2 separate regions of the Homo sapiens genome follow, and region 1 is linked to region 2. A link is an interaction called in ENCODE POLR2A ChIA-PET data of the cell type or tissue named here. Cell type or tissue: PC-9. All regions are shown on one strand. Links, peaks and the distances in the headings refer to the core of each region. The heading gives the core; the rest is flanking DNA. Region 1 has its middle 17 kb from the start of GPC1. Region 2 holds the start of LOC105373968 (a long non-coding RNA gene).

Region 1 (9,283 bases), core at 2,643-6,642, 160 kb after region 2:
CAGAGTGCTACACAGGGAGGGGCCAGCAGCTCCCAAGACCTCTGCCCATTCTTAGAGAAGCAGGTAACCAGAGACCCTCAGGGTGCCGGGAGCAGAGGCCCCTGCAGATGGATCCTGAGTGCTCTGGAGCCTGGAGGTCCCTAGGGGGGGGCCACCACAAGGGCAGTGGGACTGATAGGGCGGAATGTGGGGTCCCCTTCCATGCTGTAGCCCAAACAGCTTCAGCTTTGTCCACTAAATACACCATGGGTGAGGGGTCTATGTAAGCTATTTGTTTAACTAAGCACGTGCTACTAAAAATAAAGTTCACAAAGTACTCACAAGTCCAAACCTCATCAGTGTCCAAAATGAGCTGAGCTGGCCAAGATCAAGGCTTAGGGAAGCCCAGGCTTACATATTTTTGGTCTCTTATTAAAGAGGAGTCAGAGATATGTGGGTCCGTGGGTAAGTATGTCCTGTGCTATGAGGATGCACAGGCTATTGAAAAATTATGAAATCATGTACTTCCTAATTTTCACTAGATATGAAGGATACTGATGATTAAGAATTTTAAATAATATATGTAATTGAAACTACTAGAAATAATAGGGCTAAAAGAAAACTGTATGTGAAAAATGCACAAAGAAAGTACAATGTGGCTTCAGTAAGGGAAGGTATACAAGGTGTGTGTTTTCGTTAAGGAAAAAAGAGTAATTTTGTCTTAAAGCAAGATAGATTGTTTCAGAATGAAAAAGAAGAAAAAGAGTGAGACAAAAACTGAACAGATATAGAAAGTTGTAGAAGGCCGGCAAAAGAGGAATGTTAGGTGTGGTCAAACTACTAATATTAGATAGTTTTTATTCATAAGATCTTTTTTAAAAAAATAAGTTCAGGGCCAGGCGCGGTGGCTCACGCCTGTAATCCCAGCACTTTGGGAGGCCGAGGCGGGTGGATCACGAGGTCAGGAGATCGAGACCATCCTGGCTAACACAGTGAAACCCCGTCTCTACTAAAAATACAAAAAATTAGCCGGGCGAGGTGGCGGGTGCCTGTAGTCCCAGCTGCTGGGGAGGCTGAGGCAGGAGAATGGCGTGAACCCGGGAGGCGGAGCCTGCAGTGAGCCCAGATCGCGCCACTGCACTCCAGCCTGGGCGACAGTGAGACTCCGTCTCAAAAAAAAAATAAAAAATAAAAAAATAAGCTCAGTAATGTACGGTCCAAAGTAAGAATTAGGTTTCCCCTCTGCTAAAAGGACAAAGCTTTCTTGGACTATTGTTCTGCTTTTGATTATGAAGATATTTTTTGCTTTACTTTTAAGCAACAGGCCCAGGAAACAAAGATGTGTTTTATCAGGATAATTTCTCATGCTGCATGTTGCCTTTCATAAAGTCTTTTATCATTTAAGAAAAGTGAGACTTTTCAATATTAAAAGAGCTGTTTTTTTATGCCTATGTAAGTTTCTATATTTGCCTTTAAAACCTTTTGTATTGGTATTATTTCACAATGACCTGTAATCTTACTTAATTAAGTGTTTTAACCCTTTGGGCATTTTTGACAACTTCCCAAATTCAAATTCTAAATTAAGTCTTTTTTACCTCAGATTAACTTTGTGAGTTTCTCTGGGCTTCTTCTTTGTGAAGGATGTCTGGACTATATCAAAAGCATTTATTTTCTCTCTTAATAAAAAGAGATGTTAAATTAACTAGGCTTATCTAATACATTAAATGTCATGGGAGGCATTGCCAAATAATGAGTGATAGGTACTACACCTTTTTAAAGTTATATTTATTATTGATCTGACTATTCCAGAAATTATTTGAAATTCCTAGAAATATGATATATCCTAGTATGTTATCATCCATAATTCTAATTATGTTGAAATGTTATATATCACCAAAACAACCAAATTTCTCGTCAGTTGCATGATACAAAACTGCAAGAGCTTCATGAAAAAGACTGACAAGTACAGGTTTCTGGTAACCTTAAGCTCACACTCTCACAGGAGGGTAAGATTTTCCAGAACAGTCATGAAAAATTGATAGATTCATAAAACGACTAACCCAATATCCAACAAAACATGGAACTAAATTAGCTGATGACAATAATTATAATTTGTATCACCTTTTGTTAGAAACATTGTTGGTTCTCTAATGTCTTATTTTTCAGATTTTCGAAATCCTTTTTCTCTTAAGCTACCTATAACTTGTAGAAATTTAATAAAATATATTTTGTAAACAAAAAAAAATGGAACATTTATATTTTTCTCCCTATCTGATTGCTCCAGAATTTGGGAACTCTTATTAAATATTCTTATTTTCAGAGCAATACCAGTATTTGCATAAGTTCAATAGGGATCTGTTCTCCTTGTAACAGGGCACAATTGGACAAGTCCTTGGCTTGGCTTCTTAGCCTAGAGAGGTTTTTAAAGGTCTAATCTGAGATTTCTCATTACTAAATAATTCTTTAAAATGAAGGTTGAGTGATACAAAATCCATAAAGCCCCTTAGATATTACCAAAGCTCTGACTAAAATATGATATTTTTGAATATACATAGAATTACTATTCTTGTTGTACTTATATAAACAGTCAGGTCAAGCTTAATGAAATGACTTATTTTTAAAAATTGGCCAGCCTTGTTGCCTCATGCCTGTAATCCCAGCACTTTGGGAAGCCAAGGTGGGAGGGTTTGAAACAGCCTAGATAGGCCCCATCTCAATAAGAAATTTAAAAATTAACCGGGCATGGTGGTATGCACCTGTGGTCCCAGCTACTTGGGAAGCTGAGGGAGGAGAACTGCTTGAGCTCAGGTGTTGGAGGCTGCAGTGAACTATGTTTGCACCACTGCACTATAGCCTGGGTGACACAGAAAGACCCTGTTTTTTAAATATATATATATTATTTTTGACTATAAAAGATTGTATTTCAATAGGAAAGTGTAGTGCACCCATTATCAAATTCTAGTCCTGTTTATTTTCTTTGAGATTTTGTTATCCATCTATAAACTGGATTGAATCCTGAATTCTTCTACTTACACAAGAAAATAGAACTTCCCTTTTCGCATGCCCCGAGGCTGAAACTGGATGACTTCAAACTTCAGAAAAATCACTACAAGAGACCACGTATGGACAACCTTGAGGCCTGCTGCTCTACAGGTCACTTAGAGAGTTCACCCAAACACCCCATGACCTCATCAGAGACAGTCACACTGCCAACCAGGAAAATCCATCAGGACTGCAACTACCATCCCTCACTCCACCATCTAGAGATGTTTTTAGCTCTAGAAACGTAGAAATCTTCTCAACTAGCTGTCCTCTGCACTCAAAAAACTACAATCATATTTCAGTTCAAATATTAACCATTGATTTTCTTTTGTTTTCATAGGACAGCTAAATGAACAATTTAGCCTCAATCATACTACAAAATAAAAGTTATTGATATCTTAACAGCTGAACAAGAATGAGCTTGTTCTCTTATAGATTTAAAAAAATGTTTTTTCTATCTTAATAAATTAGAAATTGTTGCCAAAACTTAAAGGCTTTGGAGAGACAAACACTAGTCTCACCAGACGGGTGCTGCCTCCTCCACTGATTGATTTCATTGGTTAAATCTGGCTTCTGGGAATCTCTGCCCCAGGAAAATGTTCATTCCTGGCTGTGACTCTCCTTACAGTCATTGTATTCACCTCCCAAGTGCATGGTATCCTCTCAAGTGTTTTTTTTTTTAATTATACTTTAAGTTTTAGGGTACATGTGCACAATGTGCAGGTTTGTTACATATGTATACATGTGCCATGTTGTTGTGCTGCACCCATTAACACGTCATTTAGCATTAGGTATATCTCCTAATGCTATCCTTCCCCACTCCCCCCACCCACAAATGCTTTCCAGCAGCCACTCATGCATGGAAAGATTGCCATCAGAATTAGACAACTCAGAGAGTTCCACAACTCAGCAACTCAAAGTCACAATGACTGTGTAATTTTGTATAGCAATGACTGTAAGACCTTATATCTCAATGCAAGTATTGAGATGATACAGGGACTACATCCATAGTGGTAACCTAGAGTAATGCTATGCTGTTTGGTCCCGGTCTCAGCTTGCTGAGAGGGTGCCCAAAAGTTGGGGGGGCATTGTTAAAGTAACTGTTACAGAGGCTAGGCCTGAAGAGTCCCTGAGTAGACAAAGCCAGTTAGGCCTCATAAGTGCAAACTGCTTCATTTGCAGACATAAGTGAAACTTACTGTGAACCTTTTCATGTAAATACCTACATTAAAGAAAAACAAAACTTAAGCTCCACCAATCAGAAGTAGCCAACAAACTTATAATTCTATAACTAGGGACTTTGCAACAGGATGGACCCAACAAGGCACTTGCACAACTGTGAACAATCAGATATTTTATTTGTGTTACTTCTGTATTCATTCTGTAAAAACCTCCCTCTTGTTTTCTCTTGATGGAGCTCCTAAATCATTTCTGGTTTTAAGCTGAGTCATGAGTTGTCTCCTCAAATAAACCTCTTTTAAAAATTTTATGGTTCCTCAGTTTACCTTTTGATGGCTCTACATCATCTCCCTCAAGCTGGGACCCCACTGACATCCCTAGCCATCCATCTAGGACCCTCAGGTGGAGGGTTGGCTGGTGCCCCTGCAGGATGTAAGGGATGCTGCCTGCCCCCCGGGTGGCACAGCACTGGGCCCTCCATGGCCAGCCCTGGAAGGAAGGCCAACCCCATGCCTCCCACTCATACAGTTTCCCCACTCCATCCTCCATGGAATCCAGTGGAGGTGAGGCTTCAGAAAAAGCTTGGAATGACAACTGGGAGATAAACACAGAGTGGAGGGCAAAACCATGCTGTCTGGGGGCCGCAGGAAAAACATGCTCATCTTCAACAGGGTTCTCTGCCCCTGCACACCCCTAGAGCATACCCATATAGGAAAGAATTTAACTTTGTCCAGAAATCAGTGTGGCATTGGCCCCTGATTCCTAGGAGGTGACACTCACCCTGGAATGTCATGCCTGATAGGACTGTCTTTGTTGGCCTGGGGACCTGAGACCATGCCGCATGATCACAATGTGCTTTGCAGAGTGTGGGCGGGCAGTATCTGGATCAGGTGATACCAGTTGGCCTTGGGAGGGGACAGAGACTGAGATAACCACACAGACAATCAATCAGTGGTGCCTGTGAATTGGAGCCCCAATAAAAACTCTGACCACAGAGGCTCAGGTGAGCATCCCCAGTTGGCTACGCTCCAGGTGTGCTGTCCCACAGAGATGCCGGGAGAGTGACACTGTCCTGACGCCACGGGGAGAGGACACAGGAGTCTTGAGTTTGGTGCATCCCCAGATCCCACCTCTGTGGTTCTTCCTTTGGCTGACTTCATCCCTGATCCTTTCCCTATGAAAAACCATAGCCTTGTATACGACAGCTTCTGTGAGTCCTGTGGGTTTTCTGGCAAGCTGCTAAGCCTTGAAAGTGGGGTCTTGGGGCCCCTGAACATACCACTACAGTCAGAAGCAAGGGCAGTCTGGTGTGGACTGCGCTCTCCCACTTGTGCCCGGAAAACTCTGGGCAAGCCTGGCCCCGACCCCCACCTCCCAGAGCACCTGAGCCCCACGAGGAGGCTGGTCCTCCTGGTGCCCAGGGAACTGCAGACATAGGGGCAGCTGGAGACCCACCCCAGCTCCTCTCCACACCCACGAGTGCACTCCCAGGTAGGGAGTGGGGTCTGCACACATCTAAGTGAGCCTCAGCCATCGGCCCTCAGGACCCAGCTTCCTGGGTCCTGCATGGCTCATGTCCTAGGACCATACTGTGGTCACACTGGGGGGCCTAGCCTAAGCCCCCCCCCATGCCAGTGGCCAAGCTTGTCTTCAGGGCCATCTGCACAGACCTCAAATTTCAAGCAGAATCAAAGCCTTTTCAGAGTTTAGGCAAAAATCTTGTGATTTTTTTTTTTTCCAAATAGTTTGGGCTTGGCAGGTCCCATGTTGCACTTTGCCAAGCTCTCCTCCCTCCTATAATTTAAAGAAGAAAAAAGCACAAATTCAAAACCACTGTGCATTCCGGAGGAGACGTGGTCTGCAGGCTGCTGACTCTGCCACAGGCATCAGAGCATCTGCACCATGTCCACACAGCCTCACCCAGCCTCTTCCTGAGTCCTGCAAATTTTCATTTTACATTTTATTTCATTTTGCAATCTGACAATGAGGCAGAATCTCTGCAGGGAGTTAGAGCCAGCCTGGCCCAGGCCACAGATGGCCAAGTGAGGCCCGTGGAGACCCCCAGCTCCCAGACCATTAAGGCCAGTATCTGAGAGCCATAGCCAGGCCAAGCCCCAGCTGGTGGCAGAGGAGCCGGGCAGCCTGCAAGGGGCTCCTGGTCCCAAGGAAGCTTGATGGGGGGGCCATGGACTGAACCCTGCCCCCACCCCACAAGTCCGTTTCAGAGACTGCACACTGCTCAGGCACCCAGAAGACCCTTTCCTGACCCCCTCAGTGGGCCAGGGGCAGACATAGGCAAGCAGACACCACCCACAGTGCCCGAAGGCTCAGCACCCTTGGCACACATTGGGAGGGTCTGGTCCACTTCAGAGTGGGGGGCTGGGGGCATGGAGAAGACCTAGAAAGGCACGGCTGATACTTTGGCCCGAGGCTTGCCTTATGGGAGTACCCGGGAGAATGGGAGGGCTGAGGGATGAAGAATGGAAGGACGACCTCCTGGGCAAGCAAACGGCCCCAAAACCAGAGTTGTGGGCAAGTCCTAGGCTGTGGGACCCCAGAGGGACCGGGAATCTGGTCTGGGCCCTCAGGATAGGCAGGCAGGGTCCTGGGGCTGCTGCCCACTATCCTATCCCCTCAGCACAAATGGCCTGGCTCCTCCGGTTCCTCTGGTGTGCGTGCCCCGACATTAGGGGCTTCCTCGGCCCACAGGGAAGGACAGTCAGGTCCTCACAGGGCCCCACGCCCTCTGCAGATGGGAACCACCCCCACAGTAGCCACTCAGCCACATGCCCATGTGGAATGACAAGGCCATCAATCCTGTTCCCCAGGGCTGGAAGCCACGTGTTGACAATTTTGAGCAGTGGGTTTAGCTCGGTTTCGGAAAGGATAAGAAAATTAGAGGATGGGTGTCTTTGCTTCCAAGAGTGTCCCATTCTGCGGATCTGCCCAGGAACACAGCAGTGGTGCCAGAGGCCTGCCAGGGACACTAGGCCCACAAAAGGCCCAAACTAGCATCCAGGCCTCATGTGAGGTGGCAGCCTCCACCCCAAAACCCCCAGCCCTCAGGCAGCACTCACTTGTGCATTTCCAGCTCAATCTTCCAAATTACCAACTTTAAAGAGATATTGCAGGAGGAACACCCAGGACCCTGGAAGGCAGCTGCTGGGCCTGGATGCAGAGAGTGGTGATTCCTCCCAACTGGGATGCACAAGACCAGGATGCCCCAGGGTCAGGGAGGAAGCCAGCTTTACAAGTATGCTTTTCATGACATAACTCACGGGTGTGGGTGCCTTCTCCCCAAGCAGATGAAGGGTGTAGAATCCCATCAGAAGCACCCCTGTCCATTTCCAGGTCCCCCTGGACAGGTGTGGCCAGCAGGCAGGAAGGCACAGTCAGCAAGCACAAGCAACACTGATGCGGGGACACTGAGCAGGCTACAAGGATCCCAGAGGGGGGATGGAGCAGGCCCTGGCTCCCCAGGGCCCATGCCAGGCCATGGGACATGCAGCCCCAGGAGAAGCTGGCCAGGGCAACCCAGGCCTGACAAGTGTCCTCGTGCCACACAGGCCAGGAAAGCCACTGCTCACGCCTCATCAGAACAGCAGCCAGTGCAAGGCAGAGACAGCATCACCTGTGCTCTGGCCTTGCTGCCACAGGAGTGCTCTGAGCCCAAGGAGACCCCCACAGCAGGAGAGCCCTGCAAGACCATGGAAACAGACAGGGCTTAGGGCCCAGCCTCAACAAATCACATCCAGGATGGCATTGCAAATGCTTCCATTGCAGGTAGGGTTTAGTCCTGGAATGCAAGGATGGGTTAATAGCAGTAATTCTAGATGCATAACTCACTACACCAAGAACTGAGTTGAGGAAAATGATACGATCATGGAAACAGATGTTGAAAAAATTCCATATCCTTCCCTACTAGGACTTTAAAAAGAAACCTTGTAGCAAGGAAAGAATAGGAAACAACTTCCCCAACTTGATAACAGTTTGTTCTAGAAGCCTTTAGTCAATATTGTAATTAATGATAAAACTTTCAAAGCATTAGTCTTAAGGTCAGGAGAAAACATGAGTGTTTTCATCATTACCAATTTTATCTTTACTATTATACTAGAGATCCTAATAAGGATAGTAATGCATTTATTAAAAAAAGAAATGAAAGGCATAAATACCTGGAAATTAAAAGATTAAGTCATCACTACTTTCAGATGCTATGATTGTCTACCTAGAAATCAGAAGGCAGCCAACTGAAAAAGTATTAGAAGTAAGGAAACAATTTAGCAAAGCTGTGACTTGAAAGATCAATGGAGCCAATGACTTCCCTAAACACAGCAATTACCAATGAAAACGTATGCTCAGAAATACTGCTCACAATAGACAAAGCCTTAAAACAACTAAGAATAAACCCCAAAATATAAAAAGGGCTAGATGATGAAAAACGTGAGACTTTACTGCAAAGCAATTTTTTAAATTGAATAAAGGGAGAATTTGAAATACCTAGAATACCTGGATGTCTGAGAAAATATCAATTCTCCCAGAACTAATCTATGAGCTCCAGACAATTCTCATCCATTATTTATGGATCTTGACGGATGAATCCAATGTTCATCTGGGGGAGACACTGGAAAGAATAGCAAGAAATTTTGAATAAGAAGAAATGTACATCCTACAAAACTACATTATTCAAAACAGTGTGGCCTTAGCCCAGCAATATGCAAAAAAGATCCAGGGTGAGTCTAGAAACAGGCCAGTGTATGCTGGAATGAGTATTTACTGGCATTTCACATAAGTGAACAGGGGAAGGAGGAAATATTTGCAACACAGATTCCAGGCAAAGAGCCTAATCTTTAATCCATAAAGACCTCCTCAAAAATCAATACCAAAAAAAAACAACAAAGGTGAAAAATGGCAATGGACTTGAATAGACAGGCCATAAGAAAACCTGACAGTGGCTGGTAAATGCATGAAAAAATGTTCAGTTTCCCAGGGAGCAGGGAGTACAAACGGAAACACTCCCGGATCTCACCCCTCGAGCCTCAGGTCAGCAACATCGAGAGGTGTGATGACCCCTGCTTTGACAAGG
Region 2 (9,283 bases), core at 2,626-6,625:
GGGCTGGTCATCCCATGGCCACGGATCCCGGAATAGCCGACCTCCAGCCCCCGCGCACGGGTACATTCTGTACGCCCAGGGTGGCTGGCGTGGGTGGCGGCTGGCCCTGAAGGCCGGGGGCTGTGTTCCTGTGGCCGACTCACTGCCCTTTGCCCTTGGTGAGCAAGTCTTCCCTGGGCCTGGCTGCTTCTCTGTAAGACGGAGGCCCAGCAGGGTGGGAGGGGACATCATGACCCCGCAGCACTGAGAGTACTTTGTAAGCTGGGAAGTACCGTGGCTCCGCCAGGGCCATGGTGACATCAGCCATTCACTACTGGCTGGGACTGGCAGATGTCCAGGGACCAGGCGAGGAGGGAGAAGGAGTCTCCCTGCACCTTCCCGCCCCAGCTCTCCCTCCCTCCCGCTCCCACTGCCTCCCCATCTGGGAGCAAGCCCTGGTTTAGAGATTGGGGTTTGTGCTGGGCAGACAGAATCAGCAGTGGCTCTCTCCCCCGCTCCTCCCCCAGGGGTGCTGGGCTGGCCCTTGGGGTTGAGGGTGACCCAGAACTTGCCATTGGCTGCCGGGTGACAGCCCCATCCATCTAGCTCACCCTGGAGCTGGGTTTGGGCACTGTAACATGTTGCAGGAGACCTGTCGGAGTTCAGTGCCATCCACTCCATTAGTCATAATTATTTTAATTAAGAAGATAAGAAACACAACTCATCAAAGGTTTAATTATAATTAGCAGCTAACGACACTCGGATGAATCACTGGCCCGAGCAGGTGCTCATTCACACTTCCCAGTTCACTGGATGCGCCGTGGGAGCCGCTGAGACGTGGGCACAGAAGGCACATCTCCCTGGGACCCGAGAAGGCAACAGAGCCCCCGCATCCCCCCAGCACGATGCAGAAGGGCTGGGCCCATAGCAGCTACCTGTGTGGTCACTCAGCCCTGAGCTCAGAAGTGCCGGGGCTCAGAGGACACCCTGCTGTTGCCACCGGGCACCCTTCACCATCTCTGAACAAGGCCTGGGATTTCTCTGTGACCTAGGCCCCCACAGGGTACAGTGGTCCTGACCCTACATCCATGTACAGGGAATGCTGACCGCGGCAGCTCCGTGTTCACAGCCCTGGACACACAGAAATGACTGTGATGTGGCCCTGACCTCAGTAGTGTAGAAGGAACCCACTGAAGGAGACCGAGGTGGGGAACCTACAGGGCCTAATGGAAACCCCAGCTGGGTGGGTGGCGGCCATGCAGCTGGGAGTGAGTGTGAGGGTGCCTGGGGATGGAGACGGTGCCGGGGATGGAGACAGACACGGTCTCCATGAGAAAGCTGGGCTTAATCCTGACAGAGGGAGGCGGCCTGGAGGCCATACAGGGAAGAGGGGCTCAGGAGGTTTGGAAACAGGATTTCAGGACTGCCTGCGCTGCAGGTGGGTGCTGGCCACTGGTCTAGCCTGATCTGGCACCCTGGTGGTGCATGCCATTGGAGGGGCTCCCTGTATCTGTACTGTGGGGCCTTCCTGTCACAGGGTGGGCTCACAGGTCCTGCCCATCCCTGCATGGGATGTGGGTGAGCTTTGCTCTGAGGAGGCCGACGTGAGCCTCCTGATCAGCCGGACACAAAGTGGGCAGAGGGGCACCGAGCCCCCGGAGGCTCTGGGAGTGGGAAACCACCGATCTGTATGAGCTCAGGTGCCTCCTGGGACAGCCTGGAGGACAGTGGCTGTGAGGGGCTGTCACTGCAGCTCATGGTAGGCAGCCCACCTTCCCATTCAGAAAGGCTTTCCAGAAGGGGACGGCTGTGGATGAACAGGCAGCGTCCTCCTGTCCTGTTTCCATGCCTCTGACCACCCTCTACCTCTTCCCCTCGTCCCCTAAGCAGGCGTCCCTGTGAAGCGGCTACACAACCAGAGCGGGGCTCTAGGGGAGGGTCCTGGCACCTCTTCCAGCACCCAGTGGCTCCCGGTTTCCCTGGTTTGTGGCCTCTCTGCTCCCGTCTCTGCCTCTGTCTTCATGCGGCCTCCCTACTGTGTCTGTCTCTGTCTCATTCTCCTTTCTTTTATGAAAACACAGCCATTGGATTTAGGGTCCACCTTAAATCTAGATGATCACGCCTCCAGATCCTTAACTTAATTACATCTGCAGAAACCAAATAAGGTCACATTGTTAGGTACCAGAGATTAGGGTGTGGCTGTGCCATTTGCGGGGGATCACTCCATAACCCACCATGCAGCCCTAAGCTGTGTGACCGGCAGCAAGTCCCTGTCCTTCTTGGGGCCTCTGATCCCTCGCATGTGAGCATGAGCCCCCCTCAGAGGGACACATAAGGGATCAAGTGAGTCCCACGTTCAGTGTGGTGCCTGTCATGTTGTCTAGGGGTCTCTGGGTTCTGCGAACCAGGAGGCAGAATTAGGAGCAAGAATTAGGACCAGATGGATGGGAGCTGACACTGTCCCAGTGTGACCAGGGAAACAGATCTCTCCAGGACCTCGACAGCATGCCCTGGGCAGAGGCCGGTTGTCATCACCCCGTAGGGCTCAGGCCTTCCCTGGCTTCCCAGAGGGAGGCAGGATGAGATCAGTTCCAAGGGTCCTTCCAGATCTCGCAGAAAGTGCCCTCGCTTTATTGCACCTCCATTCAAGCTGAAAGAGATGGCCAACCAAATTAGCCCAGGATTGAACAGAAATTGATTTTAATTTAAAGCCCTTTGAGTGCTTTCTCCTCTCAGATGAAAGAAGAGTAGGCTGAGATGTGTCTCCTGTTGCCCCATAACTGTATCTGAGCCAACTTTCAGCCCCACACTGTCTGCTCCAGATGAGGCAGCTTTTCTCATTGTCTCTGGGTGGTGACTGAGCTTTACCTCCAAACTGCAAAGGAATCTCATTCTTTTATTCCAGTCTGGTGCCATCGCACACACTCTGACACATATTCCCCTGCACTAAGAGATGAAGGTTGAACTGAGCCTTCCAGAACAGTGCAACGCAAGGGGCTGAAACAGGGGCCTGGGTCCACCATTCCCTAATCCAGGAGGAGCGACATCTGAGAGTCCCCAGCTCAGACACTTCCCTCCAGGGGAGCGGCCATCCCTGTGTGTGATGGACGGCGCAATCCCAAATGCACTGGCTGGGAGATTCTGGAGTCGGGAGCTCAGTGGCACCACCTTCGGAAGTTCAAGTTGAACACCTAGGAGACTTAGAGTTGGCACCGTGTTGGTGCCATGTGCTTAGCGTATGGCGCTGTGTGCTTAGGAGAGAGCCTGGGTCATGAGGATCCCCATGCCCCAGGGGCCCCTCTTTGGCCCTTAGCCCCAAATCCCATTAACCAGGCAGGTGAGGCCAGGGACATGTCTGTCCCTTCTGAGGCCCAAGCCCACTTGGTGTTCCTCATGGTGCGGCATGCAGGCAGATTGACCAAGATGGCTATTGAGGCTGGAGTCCCAAGCCCCTCACCCACGCAGGCTGGCCAAGAACCTGGAAGGAACCTCAGGCCCCACAAAACGTGAAACCATGGCTGCCCATCCTTCTTCCCCTAGTCCTTGAAATCCATCCCCTCCATCCATCCAGCCTGTGAATTTACCCCCAGGCCAAGGAGCATAGCTGCAGAGCAAGGGTCCCTCCTGCAGGGTCAGGCTCTGGAAGGTGACCAGAAACCCCAGAAACCCCACCCCTGCCTCCCCTCCCTAGCCATGACCGTAACTCCCACTGCACTGAGAAAATCAAGGGCCAGAAGCCCCTGCACCACCTCCCCCACTGCAGTAAAAGAGGGGTTCGCCCTTGCCCCCATCGCCCACCAGCACCCCCTTCACCCTGGTCACAGCCTTGCACCATGGGGCACCGCCTGCATCTCACCCCAGCCCTGCCCAGTTCCTCTGCCCTTGGCATTTTAGCTGCTCCAAGTGCCTCCTTTCTCAGAACCGTCCCCAGACCCTGCATCCCGCTAGCGATCTTCACCCTCTCCCGCTCCTGGTGGTCAAATCTTTAAAAGACCGCCTGTGTTTGCCATGCCTTCCTTCTGCCCTCTCAGTGACCAGGTCTCCAGGAGGGTCTTTCCTGAGCAGGTGCACGACACGCCTCTGAGGCCCCCCTGCAGCTCATGCTGCCTTTATCCTTGTGTCAGAAGCTCTTTTCTCTGCTCCCAGACTGATTTTGGAAGGCTGACTTTTAGAAATGATGATGCTATTTGATCCAAGGGTTTCAACAGATCATCTTAAGCCTGGAGCCTAGAATAATAAAACTCTAGACTTGAGGGACCTGCAGAAATCATGTGGCCCCAAATGCTGATGACACTGTGCAAAGTGTCATGAGGGCATGAAGGTGGTTTTCATTATGAAAGCTCAAACCGGTGCCCAGAAAGGGGAAGCAACTTACCCAAAGACGCACATTGGCTTAGCTGAGCTGGGACTGGGCACCACAGTCCTGATCCCTGGCTCCACCCTGTCCTGAGATCGCTCTTGTGTCACCAAATTTCTGCCTCTTTCCGCGACAGCGCTCCACTTTCTCGTCCTTACAGCTTCCGTAGAAGCAAGACGAGCAGTTTTCGTTGCTGAATTTTGAACATAATAAAAAGAAAAGTGCTTTCAAGGACATTGAGTCTCTTCAGTTGGTGACTCCCGCAGCCTGTGATGAAAGCGCCTTGCTTTCTGCCCAGGGAGGTGCCTGTGCATACCTGGAATTGTACACATTCCTTTGGATCATGTGTCTGAGCAAGTTTCCTCCTGAGATCAAAGCTGGCGAGGTGGACAGGCCCCTTTGAAGCTTTACGGGGGTTTTCAGAGAGGCAGGTCCTGGCAGCCACAGAGTTTTTGCTCCCAAGGAAGAAAGAGGTTGGAAAGTGGAGCCCCAACACCCCTGTGGAGGGCTGTTACCTGTAGAAATAGTTTTTCTCCATGGGAGCGCTTGCTGGCCATGCCTGGCATGGCTGCACTCAGGGGGCACGTGTGATTTCTGCCTGTCTACCATTCATTCCCTTTCTTAGGGAAAGGCTCTCTGTGTTTGCTCTGAAAATGACCCTCTCCCCAGTCCAGCAGCCCTGGCCACAGACACATGACCCAGTCGGGCCAATCAGCACCGCCCAGCTCGGGAGACAGGGACTGGATGGGCACATGACCCAGGCGGGCCACTCTGATTCCTGAGAGTCTTGGAAGGTTATTGAAAATAGAGAGTTGCTCTATGCCTGGAGCTTCTTATGGCCATCATGTCTACCTGGAGAGACAGCGTGCCCAAGAATGAAGCTACCCAAGGGGAAGCAGAGCAGAGATAGACAGGCAGATGGAGACAGCCTCTTTGGAGACCCTCCATGAGCTGCTCCACCCTCGGAGCAACAGTGAGCAGTGGGATCCTCCATGTGCTGCTCCACCATCAGGGGCGACAGTGAGCAGCAGGATCTTCCACGTCCTGCTCCACCATTGCTGGTCACCGTTGCTCCAAGTCTAGCCCCTGTGGCAAATCCATGGCTCGGTGGTCAGGATTCATGCCTGTGCAAGTGACTAACATCTGTTTCAAAACTTACAATGTGACAGTTGACTAGTTTATGGAATCAGAAAATGTAAGGGGTAGATGGGTTTCAGGCACAGCTGGATCCAGGAGGTGAGTCTGTCATCAGATTGCTGTCTCACTGGCTCCCGATGGTGGAGCAGCACATGGGAGGTCCCACTGCTCACTGGTCCCCGATGGGGAGCAGCTCATGGAAGGTCTTGCTGCTCTGGGTGGCCAGGAGCCCCCTGTGCCAGGAGCCTGGTGCTCAGGAGAGCTGCACCAGGCCCCACAATGTCCATGGGTGATGTCCTGGTGCTGCAGGCAGCAGGTCAGGGCTTAGTGACCATACAAGTTCGGGGTGCCCAGAGGAAGGAAAACCCAGCTGCCAAAATGGGATTCCCCCACGAGAGCCTCCAGCCCAACTGCCGCCCCTCAGTGACCTCATGAATCGATGCAGCTGCAGGTCAGGGTGCGGATTTCCTGAGTGCTGCATGTGCGCAAAGACCACTCGGCCCGCATTGGACGGAGCGGTGTGGCCCCCTAAGATGCTGACCAGCCCCGGCCAATCATCTCCAGCCACAGCCACCCAGGGCAAGTATTTGTAGGCCCAGCTACTTCCTGTCACTCACGTGTGAGCACACACAGGATAGAGGGTGACGCGGGTGGTGCCGTCCACCCAGCTTCCCCGCAGGCTTCGTTCCCAGCTCACCCACCTCCACACGCGTGCACACACACGCACACACATAAACACACGCGTGTGCGCACACACACAACCACAAATATCGTGAGACCACGCAGCCCTGGGTTTGAGAACCAAAAAGCCAAGAAATGGTGCGTGGGCTCAGCAGAAATGACTGTCCTGGGGGCTGGAACGGACGATGTGGCGACATCATCAGCCGACCGTAAACACCAGGCTCACACTGGCCTATTTTAAAAACAAACGCAAGACAAACTCATCCCTTCCTTCCCGCTTTCCACCTCCCCTGTGAAATCTATTTTAAAAGATCAGAATTTTCTTTACATCCACCTCCGAAATGTGCTGCGGGAGATAAGTGGGGCATAAACACATGGGGGTGCCGGGGGCGGCGGAGAGCCAGGAGCGGGAAGGAGCCGAGGGATTCGCAGCCCGAAGTGGAGGCTGATTCCCCAAACCCTCAGCTTCACAGCAGCCTTGGCCCCTGCCAGGTGAACGTGAAGGAGCAGCCTTCCGGATTCCAGAGCTCCAGGCTCTCAGGGACCCTGAGGCCCTGACCGTCTCCTCACAGGCCTCCTCCAGGGGCTTGAGTCAGGAACCTGGAGCAGGGCTTGGGAGGTGGCCGGTCCCTGTGCCAACGGGTGGAGACCAGCGTGTGTGACACCACCATGCACTAGGCCCCAGCTGGCCTCCCCGACACTCTACAGAGCTCACCTGTTGGGTGACAGAGCACTGTGTCTGCTTTCCATATGGACAGGGAGCGCCCGATCCTACCAGGGACCCTCACTGTTGGGAACCCAAACCCCAGCTCAGCTGCAGTCCCACTCACCCCCACTGGGCAGCCCTCATGCCCTGGGTCAGGAAGATGCCCGCTCTGCCCAACTCACAGCGCCCTATACCATAAAGGAGGCACCAGGGTCCACACCGGCCTGGGGAGAGACAGCCCACAGCAGCTCCAGCTCAGAGACGGAGACGGCAGAGTGGTACCCTGCAGAGCAAGCCGCTCTATCTCCTTGTCCCTCCACTTGAGAGGTTCATCGGGGTCCCCTATCTGGTCCAGAGAGGGTGGCCCCTGTGCAGTGCAGTGCCCCATCTCATCCAGTGGAAGCTGGAACGGAACTTGGGGGCTGGACAGTGTGGCCGGTACCCTCCCTCACCCTGGCTAGCTAGACTGGGGGTCCGCCTAGGCCATGGAAACAGCTCCAGCCAAGTTCCACTTGGAGCTCGCAGGTCAAAGGGCTGACACCCTCACCCAAGGGCGCCCTAAGAGCCCCTGGGAGCCCCTGCTGCTCTTCCCCGAGGGAGCCCACCCATCCTCACAGACCTGCTCCCCTAGGCTGATCGCCGGCTGACTGTGTGTCCCTGAGAGCTCTGGGAGGCGGCTGAGTGTGTGTGGGTTCACTCTCCTGCCCGAGCCCTGCAGCACAGACCACCCTGCCCTGGGTCTGGTTCAGGGTCCTAGGGCTCTTCAGCCCAGCACTCCCAGGGAGCCCCACCTTTGAGGCCCCATGGAGCTGGATGTGGAGTACAGGGGTCCCCACCGCCCTCACAGCCTGAGGCCCTGAGGGAGAATGGAAGGGGCAGGCCTAGTGAGCCCTTCCCCAGCCAGGCTTTTGTTTCCCCCACGAGCAAGAGGAGGCGGGGAGCGGGCAAACTCCACTCATGCTCTTGACCGCTCGGCCAGGCATCGTTCTTCTCAAGGCCAAGGGCAGACAGCAGCCTGGCCCAGGCCCATGCCAGGGCCCTTCTGGGAAAGGGAGACACAGTCTATTTTTGCTCTCTGACAACACAACAGAAACAGCCGCTGTGACTTATCTCCACTGCTGAAGGACTGAGGCAGCCACACAGCTGGCTCTGCGCCCTGGGGCTGCGCAGCCCCCTACCTCAGCCCCAGCTTGAGATAAGAGTGGCGTCAGGGAGGGGCTTCAACCAGGCCAAGAATACCCCCCACCTCTCACCTCTCTGTGGTCTGCACGCCTGAGTCTGCCCCTCCCACAATTCCTCCAGGACCCCTCTAGGACTTCCTGGCCTGAGCTGGACATCCCATGGGAAGTTTTTCGCAGCCCAGCTAGGATCTCACTTCTTTGTGCAACGTCACCTACTCCGAGGCCCAGAGCCCTTGGAGGCACCCTCCCATGTCAGAGGCCAGGAGCCTGGATTTCCGGAAACCCCAGGCTGTTGCCCCTCCTGCTGGAGGAGCTGCACGTCTTTCCTCTGAGGCCTGAGTGGAAGTGAATTTGCCAGATAATTTTAGCACAGAAATGAGCACTCAGAGGAGGGGCAGAGCTTAGAAAGGTCAACAAGGACGAAGAGAATGCCCATGAGGGGTGCTGTGGCCTGCAGGGCCAGCCCTGGCCTCCTGTGACCAGCAGTGACCCAGGCAGCCATCCCCACACTGCTCACCGCACACTAGGCTTGTTGGAAACCTCGGAGCCCCAGCAGAAGGCAGGTGGCCTGCCACACCGCTACGACATTGTCCCCTTTCTCACATGGCAGCCTGGAGTAGGTGCACCTTGCCAGGCTGGGCGTAGCTGGGAAGGCCACATGGCCACCTGGGATGACCCTGGGTGACGTCCCAGAGAGGTGATCTGCAGGCCTCAGCTGTCAATTCCCTGCCTGGAGGGTCATCAGGCTGGTTCCTGATTCCAAGGACTGAGCCCACATGATACAGCTGAGCTCTCCCCACCAAGGCCCATGCTGGGGGTCACAGAGCCCTCTGGAGGAGTAACTGTGACCATGTCTGGGCACTGTGGAGCCAGCTGCCTGGAGATGAATTCCTGCAAAGAGTTTGCCTGCAAGGGCTCCCTCTGCTCATCACAGTGAAGCCTGACCTGGGATTGTCTCTGGGCACCTCCTCCTTTTGTCTTCTTTTGATCAAAGTGTGGCCAGTGGTGGCCTGCAGCTTCCGCCTAATAAATCAGGGTGCTGGGCACAATAGGCTCTTCACGTCAGGTGTCGTTCAAGACCCCATTAAACAGGAAGATGGCCCAGGGTCTGTGTGGTATTTTTCACCGCTGTGAACGTGAATGTGGAGAGGCAGAGTGAAGGGTCCTTTTGAACTTTGTGGAAGAGGCAGCTCCCTCTCTGTTCTCCAAAGCTTCCTTGGGGTGAGTTACATAAACGGCAGC

The links. ChIA-PET counts read pairs that join two places held together with the same protein. Peaks named below come from ENCODE experiments on the same cell type or tissue, not always from the same donor. Only the 100,000 strongest peaks of a DNase experiment are listed, where the experiment ranks them.
Region 1: POLR2A ChIA-PET joins it to region 2 with 5 read pairs; 2 of 35 experiments call an interaction of 5 or more read pairs at or near these places.

Annotation. Positions count from the first base shown.
Region 1 is chr2:240,413,872-240,423,154 of GRCh38, forward strand. No RefSeq gene overlaps it. Among named protein-coding and RNA genes, the nearest start is that of GPC1, 17 kb to the right of the region's middle. In PC-9, for the core only: no CTCF peak of the experiment used is centred there; no DNase peak of the experiment used is centred there.
Region 2 is chr2:240,251,450-240,260,732 of GRCh38, forward strand. It overlaps LOC105373968 (a long non-coding RNA gene), which reads right to left and starts at 5,004. Exons shown (of 2, transcript XR_924057.3): 1 at 4,653-5,004; 2 at 660-4,529. RefSeq lists enhancers at 1-310, 311-822, 4,883-5,177, 6,491-9,283. In PC-9, for the core only: no CTCF peak of the experiment used is centred there; a DNase peak (open chromatin) is centred at 4,662; H3K4me3 peaks cover 1,153 bases; H3K27ac peaks cover 1,661 bases.